Regions from separate parts of the Homo sapiens genome. Here region 2 is linked to region 1. Evidence: read pairs that join two places in POLR2A ChIA-PET (ENCODE). Cell type or tissue: GM12878. All regions are shown on one strand. Links, peaks and the distances in the headings refer to the core of each region. The heading gives the core; the rest is flanking DNA. Region 1 has its middle 390 kb from the start of XYLT1. Region 2 has its middle 480 kb from the start of XYLT1.

Region 1 (8,333 bases), core at 2,445-4,944:
GTCGGGGGTGGGGGGAAAGGGGAGGGAGAACATTGAGACAAATACCTAATGCATATGGGGCTTAAAACTTAGATGATGGGTTGATAGGTGCAGCAAACCACCATGGCACATATATACCTATGTAACAAACCTGCACATAATGCACTTAAATTAAAAACAAACCTGCACATTCAGAACTTAAATTTAAAAAAAAATTAAGATGACTCAGCTGCAATGAAGAAAATGGATTTTAAAAAGCCATGAGTCAAAATAGAAAGATCAATTAGGATGTAATTGCCACAGCCAAGATAATGGAAGGTGGAGGAGGAAAGTGGATGTTGGTGGTGGTAGAGATCAGGAAACAGAAATGGACTCAGACTTTTTTTTAGATAGAGCTCACTGCACTTACCAATGAGTTAGATGCACAGAGCATAAGCAAAAGAGAAGAATCCTAAGTTTTGGCTGGGGCAACTTTTGGACTAGGATGCTTGGAGCCCAAGAGTTGAGTGAAGATGAGATTTCCTGCACAGGTTTAACATGAAGCTAGATCGACAGTTTACTGAGGGCTTGTTATTAGCCAGGCACTGCAATGAGCATTGTACACCTGAATCTTATTTAATCCTCACAATTCTCCTAAGGGAAAATGCTAGTATTGCCTCTATTTTACAGGTAAAGGAAAAGGTCAGTTTAATTTCTACACAAGTGATCGAATCTTAATTTTTGCATGAGTGATTAAGTTGTGGTTCAAGGATGAGTGGCAGGATTTGTGTAACATTGAGTCCTAGAGGAAATAGAGCAGAATGTCATGGGGAACAAAAGGAACCTCATTTCACTGAGATCTAAGATTTTTGCTTTGAAGTGATTGATTGCCTTTAATAAACATTTAAGTGGTTAGAAGTAATCATGGGAACTCTTGCAAGACAATACTTTGGAGAAAGTTGAGGAGAGAGGAATAGTCCTTAACTGTACCTTCCTTCAAGACTCTAAAGAACAGGAAACCTAGTCTAAAGTCTCAAATAAGGAATTGAAAGAAACTTAGAAGATAATATAATTCAGGAAAATGGCTTGGAATGAAGGGTTCTGCCTCCTCCAGGCTGGGGCTGGGATCACAGGACTGAATAGAAATTTTTTTTCCCGAAGAACCTTAAATTCTAACTTGAGCCAAATGTTTTCCCTTTGAAATTCCAAGTCCTACGAAAATCCCCCCAACTCTGAAGCAGACACAACACTGATGTGGGAAAAGACTTACATGGACCCATTGCATGAAATAAATCCCACTTGCCACCGGCGAGATCTGATGTCCTGGAGTGTCTACTTTGCCCAGATGGGACTGCCTGTTGCAAACCCAACTGCCAATCTCACCTTCGGAAAGGCTGGCTTTAATCCAAATGCATCATGACCAGTCCAATCTTTCATGACAGCAACATCATTTCTCCCAGGGGCTATGTTTTCCCCCACCATCTGGCAGGAAATTATTTTATTAGCTGAAATACAATGAAGGTTGGGCTTAGGGAGAAGAGGAAAGTGTCCACTGTGGTCTCAGGAAACAAGGGGAGGCTGAATGCTTACTCTGAGACAAATCCTATTAGCAATAACATGGATCCGTGGAAAGATTCCGTTCAACAACTCTGAGGACAGACAGAAATGTGACAGGAGAGACATGCCTAATCTGTCAGGTTTGATGATTAAAAAAAAATGAATTCTTTTTCAATTTTCTAGATGTGGGATCAGTGCCACCATTCTCATTTACTTTTAGCCTCAACGAGAGAGAGGGAGGCGGGAGAGAAAAAAGCCGAGAGCTTGTCAAAGACTGCCCAAAGCAGAGGATGGTTTTCTCTTTGGTTGCTTTATTATTATTATTATTATTATTATTATTATTATTATTATTATTATTTAAATATAGCTGTGGTCTCAGCAGGGAAGATCCTACCTCCCCAGGAGGCGTTTTAGAAATGTATGAGGTTGCTTTTTGTTGCCAAAATGGTAGGAGGGGGTCACTACAGGCATTTAGAGGGTCAGGTCCGTGTGGTAGAGAGGACAACCTCAGCCCATGCAGAATTGCCCCATATCCTAGTTAACTTTCAAATGCCATTCTGGACACTCAGGTAGATGAAAAACCTACTTATAAACTCAATTTTTCCCATAAACACAAAGTTATTTTTCACGGTCTTAATTTACAACGAAACTTCTAGGTCTGGGATTCAATTGTAAATTTCACTTTGTTATTCAGAACCTGACGAGCTGTTGCGCATCAATTCAGAAAACAACACCACTGCTGGCAAAGCCACATATGGTACTATAGTTATCAATAAAACACATCCGCATCAGTGGGCTTCTGTGGCTCTCCCATTTATGGTGATTCCCAATATAGGTACAAGCATCTACCTACCTCAGCATGTCTTCTATGTTCATGGCCAAGTATTTGCATACTAAAATACTTATTTTATATAAATTACTTTCCTTCCACCTCCTTTATAATACCATTAGAGCATTAAATTTTTATGAAATTATGTGTGTCTGTGAGTTATATAATCTATGAATTTTATTTCAGGATACTAAAGAGATGTCACAAAATATTAATTTACCTGTATCAAAATATCATATGCACCACATAAATATGTTCAATTATGATCCACAATAATTTATTTTATTTTATTTATTTTTTTTTTGAGATGGAGTCTCACTCTGTCACCCAGGCTGGAGTGCAGTGGCACCATCTCGGCTCACTGCAACCTCCTTCCCCCAAGTTCAAGTGATTCTCTCGCCTCAGCCTCCCAAGTAATTGGGATTACAGGTGCCTGCCACTGCAACCAGCTAATTTTTTTGTACTTTTAGTAGAGACGGGGTTTCACCACGTTGGCCAGACTAGTCTTGAACTCCTGACCTCATGATCCACCCGCCTCAGCCTCCTAAAGTGCTGGGATTTACAGGTGTGAGCCACCGCGCCCAGCCACAATAATTTAAAATAAACCATTTAATAAATATCAAAAGGAAAAGAAGACATTGTGCCTGAAAGTGTTGAAAATCATAAAAATATCACGAAACATTAATAAAGGACATTGTTGAAGAAAAAAAAATCACCCTAATAACCTATTTCTAGCTTTTCAATATTCCCTCCCAGTATTCTCCCGCACACATGACCACTTCTGAATAGTCACAATTTTAGTTCACATTGTCATATTAACCATTCACACCCACCCTTTGAAAAAACCCATTTTGCGGATGGGAAAACCAAGGCTCAGAGAAGTTATGCATCTTCAGAGAATTTGTGAGTAGCTGAGCCAGGTTCTTACTCTAACTTTCACTCCAAAGTGGGCTGCTCCCCAACCAAAGTCCTTTTTCACAATCACTAGCTTTTGCTGGTATACCAATGACCCTTGGACAATAATGACAAGAACCAACAGTTTTGGAGAAAGAGAAGATGGAGAAGGATATGGCAAAGAGACAGAGGAGAAGTAGAAAAAAGAGAAGAGGGAGAGGAAAGAGGTGGATGATGGGGGGTGGAGAAGGTAAAGGGGGAAGGGAAGAGAAAGAGAAGAAAGGGAGTGATGGAGAGGAAGGAGATGAGTAAGGAAAATGGAGGGGAGGAGACGGAGGGAGAGGATGAAATGGCAAGTTGGGCAGGGAAGGGAAGGACCCAAGACGTGGAATCTAGTTCTGGCACTGCTATTTTAGTGGCCATAAGCAAGTCCATTCTCTCTGTGGCTGCTTTTCCATTTGGGGGATTGAGAATCTAAGTGTCTGCCCAACCAATTGCACAGGTTACAGTAAGGCCAATCAGTGCAAAAGATAGGAGAGCATTCTGGAAAAGTTCAAAGGCCTAATACAAAAACAGAAATGGGGCATGTTGTAGCTTCCGTACGGATACCTTCTAGCTGGAGCCTTCAGCCCTTGGAGCTCGTGTGTGTGTGTGTGTATGTTTGTGTGTGTCCAACGTGTACCTTCTCTCCTGTCCCCACCCACACAGAGGTCATTTCAGAGGAAGTGACTGAAATCCACATCTCACCAAGCAACGCGTAGGCTAGCATTTCTCCCCAGTTCACTTTCATTTCTGTGCTATGAGACAGCCCTGGCCAGATGAGGGAGATGTATGAAGCATTTGTCATTGAGGTCCATTGAATTTTATTAGCAATTTTCTCCTTTGTTAGCAATTTCACATTGCATATTAGCATTTGTTTTCATATCATATTAGCATTCATCACAAAAGGCTAATCCCATTAGCACTTTTCACATTGTATTAGAGAAAACAAATAATCGCATGGTGCCAATGCGTCATTGCAACAAGAATGGCCTTTTCATCTGCTGCTTTTCTGTTTATTCCAGATCTGCCCCACCCCTCTGCAGAGCTGCCTATAAATCGGGGAAAACTCACAGATTCTGACTCTATGAACCATCTGAGCTATTCCAGAATTGGGATTTGCCTTTCCAAAAATTTCCATTCATTCGTGAATGTAGTCAATATTTATGGAGCATATACCTGTACTAGCTGTTTCACTAAATGCTAGGGACACATATCAAACAAGACTGTGAAAAATGGGCAAATAATGTTTTCTGCAACTTTCGGGAATATATAAATAAATTGCAAGAGATTGTTTAAACAAACTTTTTTAGAGCACTTTATAGTTGTTCAATTGTCAACAGCATTGACGTGCCAATTTCAACGCTTTTTTTTCTATCATGATCTGTTCATTATAGCAGGTTAAAAAAAGGTTTTTGTTTTTGTTTGTTTGTTTGTTTTTGAGATGGAGTCTCACTCTGTTGCCCAGGCTGGAGTGCAATGGCGCGATCTCGGCTCACTGCAACCTCCACCTCCCAGGTTCAAGAGATTCCTCTGCCTCAGCCTCCCAAGTAGCTGGGGCTACAGGAATGGGCCATAACACCCAACCAATTTTTGTATTTTTAGTAGAGATGGGTTTCACCACATTGGCCCGGCTGGTCTCGAACTGCTGACCTCAAGTGATCCACCCACTTTGGCCTCCCTAAGTGCTGGGATTACAAGCGTGAGCCACTGCACCTGGCTTAAAGGTTTCTTAATAGTTACTGCTCTAGGCTGGGCGCAGTGGCTCACACCTGTAATCCCAACACTTTGGGAGGCCGAGGCGGGTGGATCATGAGTCAGGAGATCGAGACTGTACTGGCTGGCTAACACGGTGAAATCCCATCTCTACTAAAAATACAAAAAATTAGCCAGGCATGGTGGCGGGGGCCTGTAGCCCCAGCTACTTGGGAGGCTGAGGCAGGAGAATGGCATGAACCCGGGAGGCAGAGCTTGCAGTGAGCTGAGATCGCACCACTGCACTCCAGCCTGGGCGACACAGCGAGACTCCGTCTCAAAAAAAAAAAAAAAAAAAAAAAAAAAGTTACTACACTAGACCTCTAGGGCAACATTCTGTTAGCTTAGTTAGAATGTCTGGTTGGACCTAAAAGAAATAACGTATTTCATAATTCAATATATTTCATAATTCAAAATTTTCCTTAATCTTGATTTGTTTCTGAACAAGTGAGGTGTTTTCAAGATTTTGAGGTTTACAAACGTAGATCTTCAGCACATGCAAAGAAATTGTTTTTGTTAATTTTAAAAATGCCTATTTTTCAGATCATTCTCAAAGTAAAACTGACCACCTCTTATCTAATTAATCTCACAGATTGCTTATTAGGTTCAGATACTGGGATTATCAGCATTTCTGGTAAATCCCTCATTTTCCAAAGGAACAACTTTTGGAAACTTGATCTTTAGTCCTAGGTACCATCTGCAAGTCCCCACAGCTAGGCAGATGACGCGTGAAGATGGGGGAAAAGACTTTGTAAACTGTAAAGCTCTCTGCAAATGTGTAAGACTGTGATTCTGAAGCAAGCTGAAAACTCATGCTCAGGGAAAGCATGAAAAGGGAGAAGAGATCTTAAATATTTTAGTGTCAAGGAAATCTTCAGTTGTCTGGTGAAGCCTAGGGATCTCATCTCAGAAAAAGTGGGTTTTTACTATGCATAAAGTAAAATGCATAGTAACTCAGAAAAAAACCAATTATATTGAACTACAGTTATCACAATATTTTTAAGTTGTGATAAACTAATATATGAGGTTCTTTTAAAAATTTATCATTAAAAATATCTTTAAAAATTCATCATGGAAAACATCCAACATAAAAAGAATAAATAGAATAGTATAATGAACCCATGCACCCATTTCCCACCTTCCACGATCATCAATATCCTACCATTCTTTAAGATGTTGAAATCTCCAATATATGCAAAATTTACATTTACAATACAAATTTGCCCTAGTGTTCTAGTGCAGTAACTGTTAAGAAACCTTTAGAAGATCTGCTATAATAAACAGATTATGATGGAAAAAAGCATTGAAATTGGCATATCAATACTGTTGATGATTGAACAACTATAAAGTGCTCTAAAAAAAGTGTTTAAACATGGCCTTGCAATTTATTTATAGATTCCTGAAACTTGCAGAAAACATCATTTGCCCTTTTTTCATTGTCTTCAACGTAGGGAAAATTTACATGCGAGTCTGCAGTTCTGAACTGAACAATTTTGACAAATGGATATGGTTCTGTAACTCACACTTCTAAAGAAATGGGAAATCTTTCCATCCCCCCAGAAGACTCCTTGTTTCGTTTCTTGCCAAGTGTGCTCCCTCATTAATTTACTAAATAACAAGAACTAATGGTGTGTCTGAAATTAGTGTGAATTTGAAGAAGTGATGAGCATTAATACTATTTTGAGATGTCTCTAGCAACTGTAAAGAGATAATTACTTTTTGTTATCTGTTGATAACAAAATCACAGGTAAATGCTGCTACCACTGGGGTTTGTTGGTTAAATTTATTACATGTGCCAGGTACACTGCTGAGCACTTTGCATATATGTAACTCTGGAAATTACTGATAACTATGTGCACCACTCCCCGTTTTAAAAAATGTGGAAACTGGGGTCAAATTAAGTAATAAGCCCCAGCTCACCGAGCTCATGGGCAGTGCTGCTATTAGGATAGAAACCTAAGAATTTAGAACACCTGGACTCTGATTTGGACTCAGTCATTAGCTATGTGATCACAGTGAGATCCTTCTCTCAGTGTTTGCATTTTTGACTGCCAAAATAGAATTCGTAACACCTCCCTTCTAGAGTCATCATGATGATCCTGACGCTCACTAAAGAGTCTGGTAATTTAGAATTCAACGAAATTGTCTCCAACTCCCAACCAGAATATGACTGGAGCCCCACATCTCTCCGAGGTTCCCTAGAGGGACAGGAAGAGGGGACCTGTGTCTTTCCTCATCACATGTGGCTCCAACTTCCTGGTTTCACTAACACTGTTGGAATGGGGGCTGGGGACTGGAAGAGATTTACTGGAAACTTTAATCAAGGCCTGTTGCCCAAGGAGTAGCCAAAGAAGAGGGTGTACGTGTAGTTTATTTCCTGTAACTTTCTTTTCCTACAACTCAACTGTAGTTTGGGGCAAGGTTTTCAATGGGATAGGTTGAGAGTTAACCCTATGACCTAGAGTTGTTGGTGGCAAGTTCTGAAAGTCTTGGTGTTTAACAAGTTCCTCAGGTGATTTTGATGCACAGACATCTTCTGTGAAATATTCAGAATGGTTTTGGCATGTGTTAGAATTTCTTGCGGGCTTCTCAATGTCTAGCACAGGGCTTTAGGGTTCCCAGTAAGTTATTTTGAGATGGGATGTTTTGTTCACTGATGTAGCCCCAGTGCAGTGCCTGGGACATAGTATGTGCTCAATAATAATTATTATTTTGCTTCAATCGAATGACTGTCCTCTTTGAAGAACTTTATAAAGAGATCACTCATTATTTAAACACAGACAAAGGTAAAGAGAAGCTTGGTTCACAGAGATCATGAAGTTGATGATGATGATGATAGACAGTTACTGAACTAGAATGATTCTGGGGCCCCAATTCTTTACCTCTCTTTGTGTTCACACCCTTACTATAAAAATTTGCAATTACTTCAACAAAAGGGAGGGTATGCTTTCCCAATTCTTGACTTTGGGCTCAACTTCGTGACTTGCTTTGGCCAATGGGATATTAGCAGATATGACATGGGATAGATTTGAAATGCACTTATGTGGTTGGGCATACCCTCTAGTGACTAACATCATCACCGTGAGAAGCACTTTCCCTTCAGCCTGAGTCCCAGAATAATCACAGAGTCATCCTATCCTGCAGCAAAGTAGATGCTTATTCACTGCATGCCACTAAGATTGTGTGGGTGTTTGTTATGCAGCACTGACCAACTCATGATGGTGATGGCAGTGACTTTAATAAATATATCCACCTCCATTTTTACAGAGTAAGTTTTAGTAACACAGAGGAGACACAAACT
Region 2 (8,333 bases), core at 2,739-5,238, 88 kb after region 1:
AGGAGGCTGAGGCAAGAGAATTGCTTGAACCCGGGAGGCAGAGGTTAGAGGTTGCAGTGAGCTGAGATCACACCATTGCACTCCAGCCTAGGTGACAGAATGAGGCTCTGTCTCCAAAAAAAAAAAAAAAAAAACAAAAAGTACATATCTGTGTATGGATGGGAAGATGAAGACAGGACTCTGTGAATGGATGGTATTACCGCCATAGTAGGCAGTTGCTTTTTTTTGGATTTTATTTAAGACAGGGTCTCTCTGTTGCCAAGTCTGGAGTGCAGTGGCTCAACCCTGGCCCAATGCAGCTGTGAACTCCTGGGCTCAAGTGATCCTCCTACCTTAGCCTCCTAAGTAATAGGGATCACAGGCGTGAGCCACCGCACCTAATTTTTAATTTTTTGTACAGACAGGGTCTCATTATGCTGCCCAGGCTAGTCTCGAACTCCTGGCCTCAAGGGATCCTTCAATCTCAGCCTCCCAAAGTGCTAGGACCACAAGTGTGAACCACTGAACCCAGTCTCGATTTAATTTGTAAAAAAATCATGCCCTAAATGTCTTTGTCCTTCAGAAGAGGCTACAGTTCAAGGAAACCTTTTCAAGATGAAAGACTACTGAGAAGAGGATAGCCCAGAATGCATTGCCGGAGGTAAAACGTGAAGGTTTTCCTTAGATTGAACCCAGCCCAGCCTTCTCTCTTGAATTTTACAACTTCAGACGTCCGTTCACATTTGTATCTGTTGCCAGCAAATAACAGAAATCCCAGCTCAAACGGTTTAAAATGATAAGGAAAGTGTTTATCCAATTGTCACCAGAATCTTCAAATGAACACATCTAGGTAAGTCCCCCAGAGAGAGCCTGTATCATGTACAGTGGTAGAGAGGGTGGATTCTGGCAGTCTGTCTGGATTTGATATCCTGGCTCTGTCTCTTGTTAATTGTGGAGACTTGGAAAAACATGTTAGCCCCTTTGGCGCCTCCATCTGTAAAATAAGGATAATGCTGGTCCCTCCTTCATAAGATCGCTGTAAGGATTATATGAGCGGATGGTTGAAACCTGCTTAGAATGGTGCCCAGTGCACATAGTGAGTTCCACAGGTGTTTGATTTGCCTCAACCTCCAGAGTAGCTGGGATTCTAGGCGTGCACCACCACAACTGGCTAATTTTTTGTATTTTTAGTACAGGTGGGGTTTTGCTATGTTGGCCAGGCTAGTCTTGAACTGCTGACCTCAAATGATCTGCCTGCCTCGGCCTTCCAAAGTGCTGGGATTACAGGTGTGAGCCACTGTGCCCGGCTAGTGTTTGAGTCTTATTTACCGTTTTAAAGCCCCTCTACACCCAAACCTGGTCTTCCTCCTGAATTTCCCATCCCAGCAAACTGATCATTCTCTATCCAAGACCTGAGACCAAGCTGGGCTACATCCCCCAGTGCCCTGTACTTCTTTCCTATAATATTTATGACAATGCCAATTTAAAATAATTATTTGGATATCATTAGTTTAATGTCTGTCTGCCTCTTCCACTTGACTCTAAGCTCTAAGGCCACTGAGATTTTGTGTAGTTTTCTTCAATGACTGGCACACAGCATTGAATGAATGAATGGATACATGAAAGAGCTCTATTAGAAATTTTAAAGAAGTTACAAAAATTGAAATCCATGATGATATGAAAGAAAAATAATTGTGCTGCTTGGCTTGATGACATAGCAGAAGAAGGTAAAGAAGGATTGTGTGGGCAGCTAGGAATACCTTTGTCTAGGCTGCCTGACTTTTTCTTTAGGATGGTGTGAAAACTGCCTAAAAATGTAATTTGGAGCTGTGGGCTGTATTCTAGGAATTTTTTTTTTTTTTTTTTTTTTTGAGACAGAGTCACTCTGTGGCCCAGGCTGGAGTGCAGTGGTGCCATCTTGGCTCACTGCAACCTCCGCCAAGTGATTCTCCTGCCTCAGCCTCCCAACTAGCTGGCACTACAGGCGCCCGCCACCACACCTGGCTAATTTTTCTATTTTTAGTAGAGACGGGGTTTTGCCATATTGGCCAGGCTGGTCTTGAACTCCTGACTTCAGGTGATTCACCTGCCTCAGCCTTCCAAAGTGCTGGGATTATAGCTGGGAGCCACTGTACCCGGCTGGTACTAGGTATTTCTACCTATCTTCCAGGGAGATTTTAAAGATGGGAAATTGGCTGTTTCCAAGAAGAGAAAGGTTTCCTAGACAAAGTTGCTCAAACATTTCTGAGTCTTCAAGCACCCAACTTTCTCAAGCCCAGGCTCCGATCTCCAGCTACCTTTTGGGTATCCAACTGGATGTTCTTCAGCTCCTCAAACAAATCAAGACAAAAATTGAGCTTATTGGTTTCTCCCCTAAACCTCTTCTTGTGTTTATGCCATTAACATCCACCTAGTCACTTGGCCCTAAACAAGGAAGTCATCCTTGGTTCCTCCCTCTTTCTCAACCTCTTCTTGCAGAGGTGATATTAGATTGGAAGCAGTAACTAGAGCTCTTCATAAAATATCTAGATGGGAGGTAGGGGCAGTTTGCCCCAAAGAGAGGGCCCCCTGTATGGGTTCCCTTCTCTGCCAGACAGAAAACCCAGTGCTCATGGGCAGGGATCTGATCCTGTGCTCCAAACCTGGTCATCCTTCTGGGTTTCCTGTTGCAGAAAATGGCATCACTCTACCCAGACACCGAGACCAGACTGGGCTATATGTCTCAGTGCCCTGTACTTCTTTCTTATAATATTTATGCCAAACATGGCCAGGCACAGTGGCTCACGCCTGTAATCCCAGCATTTTGGGAGGCCGAGGTGGGTGGATCACTTGAGGTCAGGAGTTCAAGACCAGCCTGGCCAACATAATGAAACCTCGTTTCTACTAAAAATACAGAAATTAGCCAGGCGTGATGGTGGGTGCCTGTAATCCCAGCTACTCAGGAGGCTGAGGTAGGAGAATCACTTGAACCCTGCAGGCAGAGGTTGCAGTGAGCCTAGATCATGCTACTGCATTCCAGCCTGGGTGACAGAGCGAGACTCCATCTCTCAAAAAATAAGTAATAGTGTTTATGCCAAATGCAATTTTAAATAATTATTTGGATATCATTACTTTAATGTCTATCTTCCTCTCCCATTTTACTCTAAAGCTCTGAGACCACTGAGATTTTATGTAGCTTGTATGAGGGCTCCTTGTATGAGATGCTTTCTCTGCCAGACAGAACACCCTACACTCATGGGCAGAGATCCAGGAAAGAGAACAGCATCATGAAAACAGGCACAGCACTGAAGATATCCTGGCTCAATTAAGATCCTTTCCATTTGCTTATGGAAATTGAAAGACATTCCAGTTCTGGATTGTATTTCCTTCTCTCCTGGAACAGGCTACACAAAGACGCCCTCATGATCGACTTTTCTCTGTCACATCTTCCGCTGCATCCCAGGGTGGTCCGGGTGATCCAACTTGTAAAAACACTGATCCACACCCACATCATTAATGCACATGCCATGAGGGCAGAAAGGGGCCAGTTTATCTGTGTGGAAGACCAAAGCCTCCAGCATTCAGGAATCTGAGGAGATTCAGGGAGCCCCTTATGTTGTGCCGAGCACACAATTGTGGGATGAAGACCCATCTTTTAGCCACGGCTCATCAATTCTGAGCTTCTGAGACACAGAAGCACTACTTCCTTGTCTCTCTTTGACTCTAGCCCCTTTTGCTTTGGCTACAGTGAGCTTTCTCTCACTTCCCCTAGCATGCTGTACTCATCTCCAGCCCGGGGCTTTACACCATGTTTCTTCTACCTGGAATGTTCACCTGGTTAGGGCCACTCTCCCTGCAGATCTCAGCTCTAACATTACTTCCTCCTGAGGCTTCACTGACCTTTCCAACAAGCTCTAGTCCCCTCCCATGTGCTTTCAAAGGCTTATGTACCTCAGGTGTCAGTTTAAATGTATTTGTGTGATTATTTTACTGATGCCTCTCTCCCACACTAGACTCCAAGTTTCTTGGGACAGGGAACTTATTAATGTATCCCAGACTCTAACATAGCATCTGGCACATAGAGGCACCCCTTACATTTTTTGTTTAATGAATGAATTATTTAATGACAGGCAATTCACTAAGCACTGGACACCCCCAGATGAATCAGATACACAAAATCTTTTCTCAGGAAGCTCACAAACCAGTCAAGGCAATGACAGAAACAAAAAGCTACAACAGTGCCATTAGAGCTTACAGGCAAGAGGAGGGGATTTCTCATTTTTTTTTTCATAGAGGGAATTGGAAAAAGAACAGCAGATGAGCTGAATCTTGATGGATAATGAGGAAGAGAGAATGACCCAGAAGATTAAGAAAAGATACAAGGATGGGAAGATGCTGAAAGTTAAAAATCAAGGGAACGTAACTAGGCATGGTGGCTGGCACCTGTAATCCCAGCACTCTGGGAGGCTGAGGTGGGTGGATCACCTGAGGTCAGGAGTTCAAGACCAGCCTGACCAACATGCTGAAACCCTATATCTACTAAAAAATATATATATATATATATATATATATATACACGTGTATATATATATATATGTACACATATATATACGTGTGTGTGTGTGTGTATATATATATATATATACACACACACGTGTATATATATATATATATATATATATATAAGCTAGGCATGGTGGCAGGTGCCTCTAATCCCAGCTACTCAGGAGGCTGAGGCAGGAGAATCACTTGAATCCAGGAGGTGGAGGTTGCAGTGAGCCGAGATCGCACCATTGCACTCCAGCCTTGGTGACAGAGCAAGAGACTCTGTCTTAAAATAAAATAAAAAATAAAATAAAAATCAAGGGAAAGTTTTCATGTGCTGTCAACAGTCATCCTGGCCACCCTGAATGTTCCCAAGGGGACTGGATATGGAAGGTTTGCAGGAAAACATCAAAGCACCATTTTATCAACAGCTTGACCTGGTGACCCCAGTGCAGAGCTCTGACATGGCTCAGTTGGAGCTTACTGCAAGGGTCTGGAGGCCCCACCTCAGCCCAAATCCTGCACTTGGATCCCCACTACCTTCTATGCGGCTGCAAGATGCCCTCACACTCAATGATCTTCACGCTCAGGCTTTTCGTGGCCAGGGTACAATAAGGACCTTAGTTTGGGAGCTGGCCAGATGGTGTAGGAGAAAAACCAGAGAGGGAGGGGAATGAAAAGGGTTAGGTCTGAGCTTTTTATGAACATCACTGAAACTGACCCAATAGTCAACTAGTTTTTTTTGGATAAACACAGAAATTGATCCTTCTGTTCTTAAAGCTTGAAACTTACATTTGTTGTTTTCTGAGACAGGGTCTCACTCTGTCACCCAGGCTGGAGTGCGGTGGCGCAATCTCAGCTCACTGCAACCTCTGCCTCCCAGGTTCAAGCGAGAGGTGGGATTTGCCATGTTGGCCAGGCTGGTATCAAACTCCTGACCTCAGGTGATCCACCCACCTTGGCCTCCCAAAGTGCTGAGATTACTGGCATGAGCCACCAGGCCCCACTCTTACATTTCTTTTATCTGAGTTTCTTCCTCAGGAAAAGACCTTCAGGCCTCTTTTTAAAAAACTATTAAAGAACTGAAACTCACCAGATCACCACATTCAGACAGCAAAATGTGGGATCCCTCATTCATGAGATTGCTTCCTTGCCCCTCACTATAACTGCTTTTTCACACATTGTTACATTTCTTCCCTGCTATATAAACCCCTTAGTTTTCATTGGTCAGGGAGATGGGTTTGAGAATGAGTTCCCATCTCCTTGGCACTGGATCAAAGCTTTCGTCCTTAGCAATACTGGTCATCTCAGTGATGGGCTTTCTGTGTGGTGAGCAACAGGACCCAGACCAAACCCCCAGTTTTTCAGTAGCATCGCCACCCACTGGTAAACAATGTCTCAAACAAACCTAGCTGGCATTCCATTCCCTCCAAAAGCAGTGAAGAAAGGAATAGGTAGAGAGGGTAAGAGAAGGCAGATAGGTATAGGAAGACAAGAAGAGAAAGGTACTATTCCCTCCATCCCTGACATAGGGGAAATAATGGGGCATGGAGTTAATCTGTTTCTTCTGCCTGATGCAACTTTCCCTTTTGACTTAACTTTTTTGAGACGGAGTCTAGCTTTGTCCTCCAGGCTGGAGTGCAGTGGTGGGATCTTGGCTCACTGTAATCTCCACCTCCCAGGTTCAAGCGATTCTTGTGCCTCAGCCTCTTGAGTAGCTGGGATTACAGAAACCCACCACCACACCCAGCTAATTTTTGTATTTTTAGTAGAGACAGGGTTTCACCAAGTTGGCCAGGCTGGTCTTGAACTTCTGACCTCAGGTGATCTGCCCCCCTCAGCCTCCCAAAGTGCTAGGATTACAGGTGTGAGGCACCACACCCAGCCAATTAACTCTTATTCAAACCTCAAAAGCAAGCACAGGCCAGGTATAATTTGAAGTAGCTCATCAGACCTCTGTGAGGGTCTTCTTACTAAAGACTGTCTCCTCCCAGGGCTTATATCCTGAGGTTTCTGGGCTAAGACAAAGAGCTGTTGCCCTTTACTTCTCCTTTGCACATGGGTACAGGCAGCACTTCATTATATTGAAGAAAATATAGCACCCAGGGTGAGACTTGGAGCTGGCCCATTTCAAACTGTAGCAGTTTTTATTATTTTGATTTTAGATTCAGGGGGTACACGTACAAGTTTGTTACATGGGTATATTGTGCAAGGCTGAGGTTTGGGCCTCTATTAATCCCATCACCCAGATAGTGAACATAGTACCTAATAAGTTTCTCAGCCTTTGCCCCCCTCTTTTCCTCCTTTTGGAGTCACCAGTGTCTATTCTCATTTTTATTTCTGTGGGTACCCAAGATTTAGCTCCCACTTATAAGTCAGAACATGCAGTATTTTGTGTTTTCCGTTTGTGTTATTTCATTCAGGAGAATGGCCTCCAGCTGTATTTATGTTGCTGCAAAGAATATGATTTTGTTCTTTTTCATGGCTGCATAGTATTCCATGATGTATATGTACCACATTTTCTTTATCCAGTCTACCATTGATGGGCACCTGGGTTGATTCCTGCCTTTGGTATTGTGAATACTGCAGCAGCAGATTGTATACAATCAGTCTGCAGGCCCCTCTGTCCTGCCTATTTCTGCCTCAAACTCACTGGCCCTTCAACACTGAAACCCACTATACAAGTTAGGGTCTCGAAGCTGGTTAGTTTCCTATGCAGCCCAGATTCAGCCCTTTTTCTTACTCCTCCCCCAACCTGCTAGTCCACCCTTGTCCTTTGTTCAAGCTTATGTTTGCTTGTTTCCCCATCTTTAGCCATAACCATGCTTTCAGCATCTTTGACACAAGGAGTTGAGCCTTATTTATCTGTATATTATCTCCCATGGCATGAAACTGTTTCCAAATCATTATTTTGCACAATGTAGTGAAGCCCTAATTCTGCTAAAGTTGAGGGACCTTGGGAAAGTTGCTTAACCTGAGATTTCATTGTCTGGCCTCTCTAAAGGGATGATAATGGTCTCATCTCATAGGGCCATTGTAAGAATGAAATGCATTATATGTGCAAAGGCCTAGCTTATGGTTAAAGCACAAAAAGTATTAGCTATTATTAGGCACTCAATCCATGTGTTTATCAAATGAAATAATTAGCAGATCTCCCTTTTTTGAGCTCTGTTTGGCAGCAAATGGATAATGAGTAAATGTTGAGGCTAGGATGGGGAAGGAGAGGGGAAGGCAGAGAGAAGCCCCCAGGTTTCCTTTACCCTAGCCTATTAAGAAAACCTGTCGACTTAGGTTTGGGATTTAGAATAACAGCAGTGAGCAGAAAGATAAACGGGGATATGTCAGTCTTCTCTGAAATCTAGGGCATTAGCTCATTTCCTCTTTAAAATAAAATAGGTCAGCTAAGTGAAATTGTATGCTCAAAGATATGCTGTGTGTATATCTAAGTGTGAATGCATGAGAGAAAAAGCAAGAGATCTAGCCAGGAAGCTTAGAAGGGGAGGGCGCCCTGTACCTGCATCCTTATAACAAGGGTCTCCTTGTTGGATTTCACACTATTCATATCTCCTCACATGGGAATTACAGCCATTCAGCAGGTGAATCGTCTGCTATGGTTTTCTTCTCTCCCCACCGCCACCCCCAGTAGAGCATCCTGGTTGAGAAATAGAGTCAGAAATCTGGCTTCACACCCCAGTTCTGTCACTCACTGGGTGATATTAAACAAGTTACCATAATGTTTGAGCCTCAAGATCTTCATCTGAACAACAGAGTTAGTATTCCTCACACTGGTTGGCAGGTTTTTTTTTTTTTTTTTTTTTTTGGAGACAGAG

What was found. ChIA-PET counts read pairs that join two places held together with the same protein. Peaks named below come from ENCODE experiments on the same cell type or tissue, not always from the same donor. Only the 100,000 strongest peaks of a DNase experiment are listed, where the experiment ranks them.
Region 2: POLR2A ChIA-PET joins it to region 1 with 5 read pairs; 4 of 35 experiments call an interaction of 5 or more read pairs at or near these places.

What each region holds. Positions count from the first base shown.
Region 1 is chr16:17,072,171-17,080,503 of GRCh38, reverse strand. No RefSeq gene overlaps it. Among named protein-coding and RNA genes, the nearest start is that of XYLT1, 390 kb to the left of the region's middle. In GM12878, for the core only: a CTCF peak has its summit at 4,053; a DNase peak (open chromatin) is centred at 4,001.
Region 2 is chr16:16,984,547-16,992,879 of GRCh38, reverse strand. No RefSeq gene overlaps it. Among named protein-coding and RNA genes, the nearest start is that of XYLT1, 480 kb to the left of the region's middle. In GM12878, for the core only: no CTCF peak of the experiment used is centred there; a DNase peak (open chromatin) is centred at 3,712.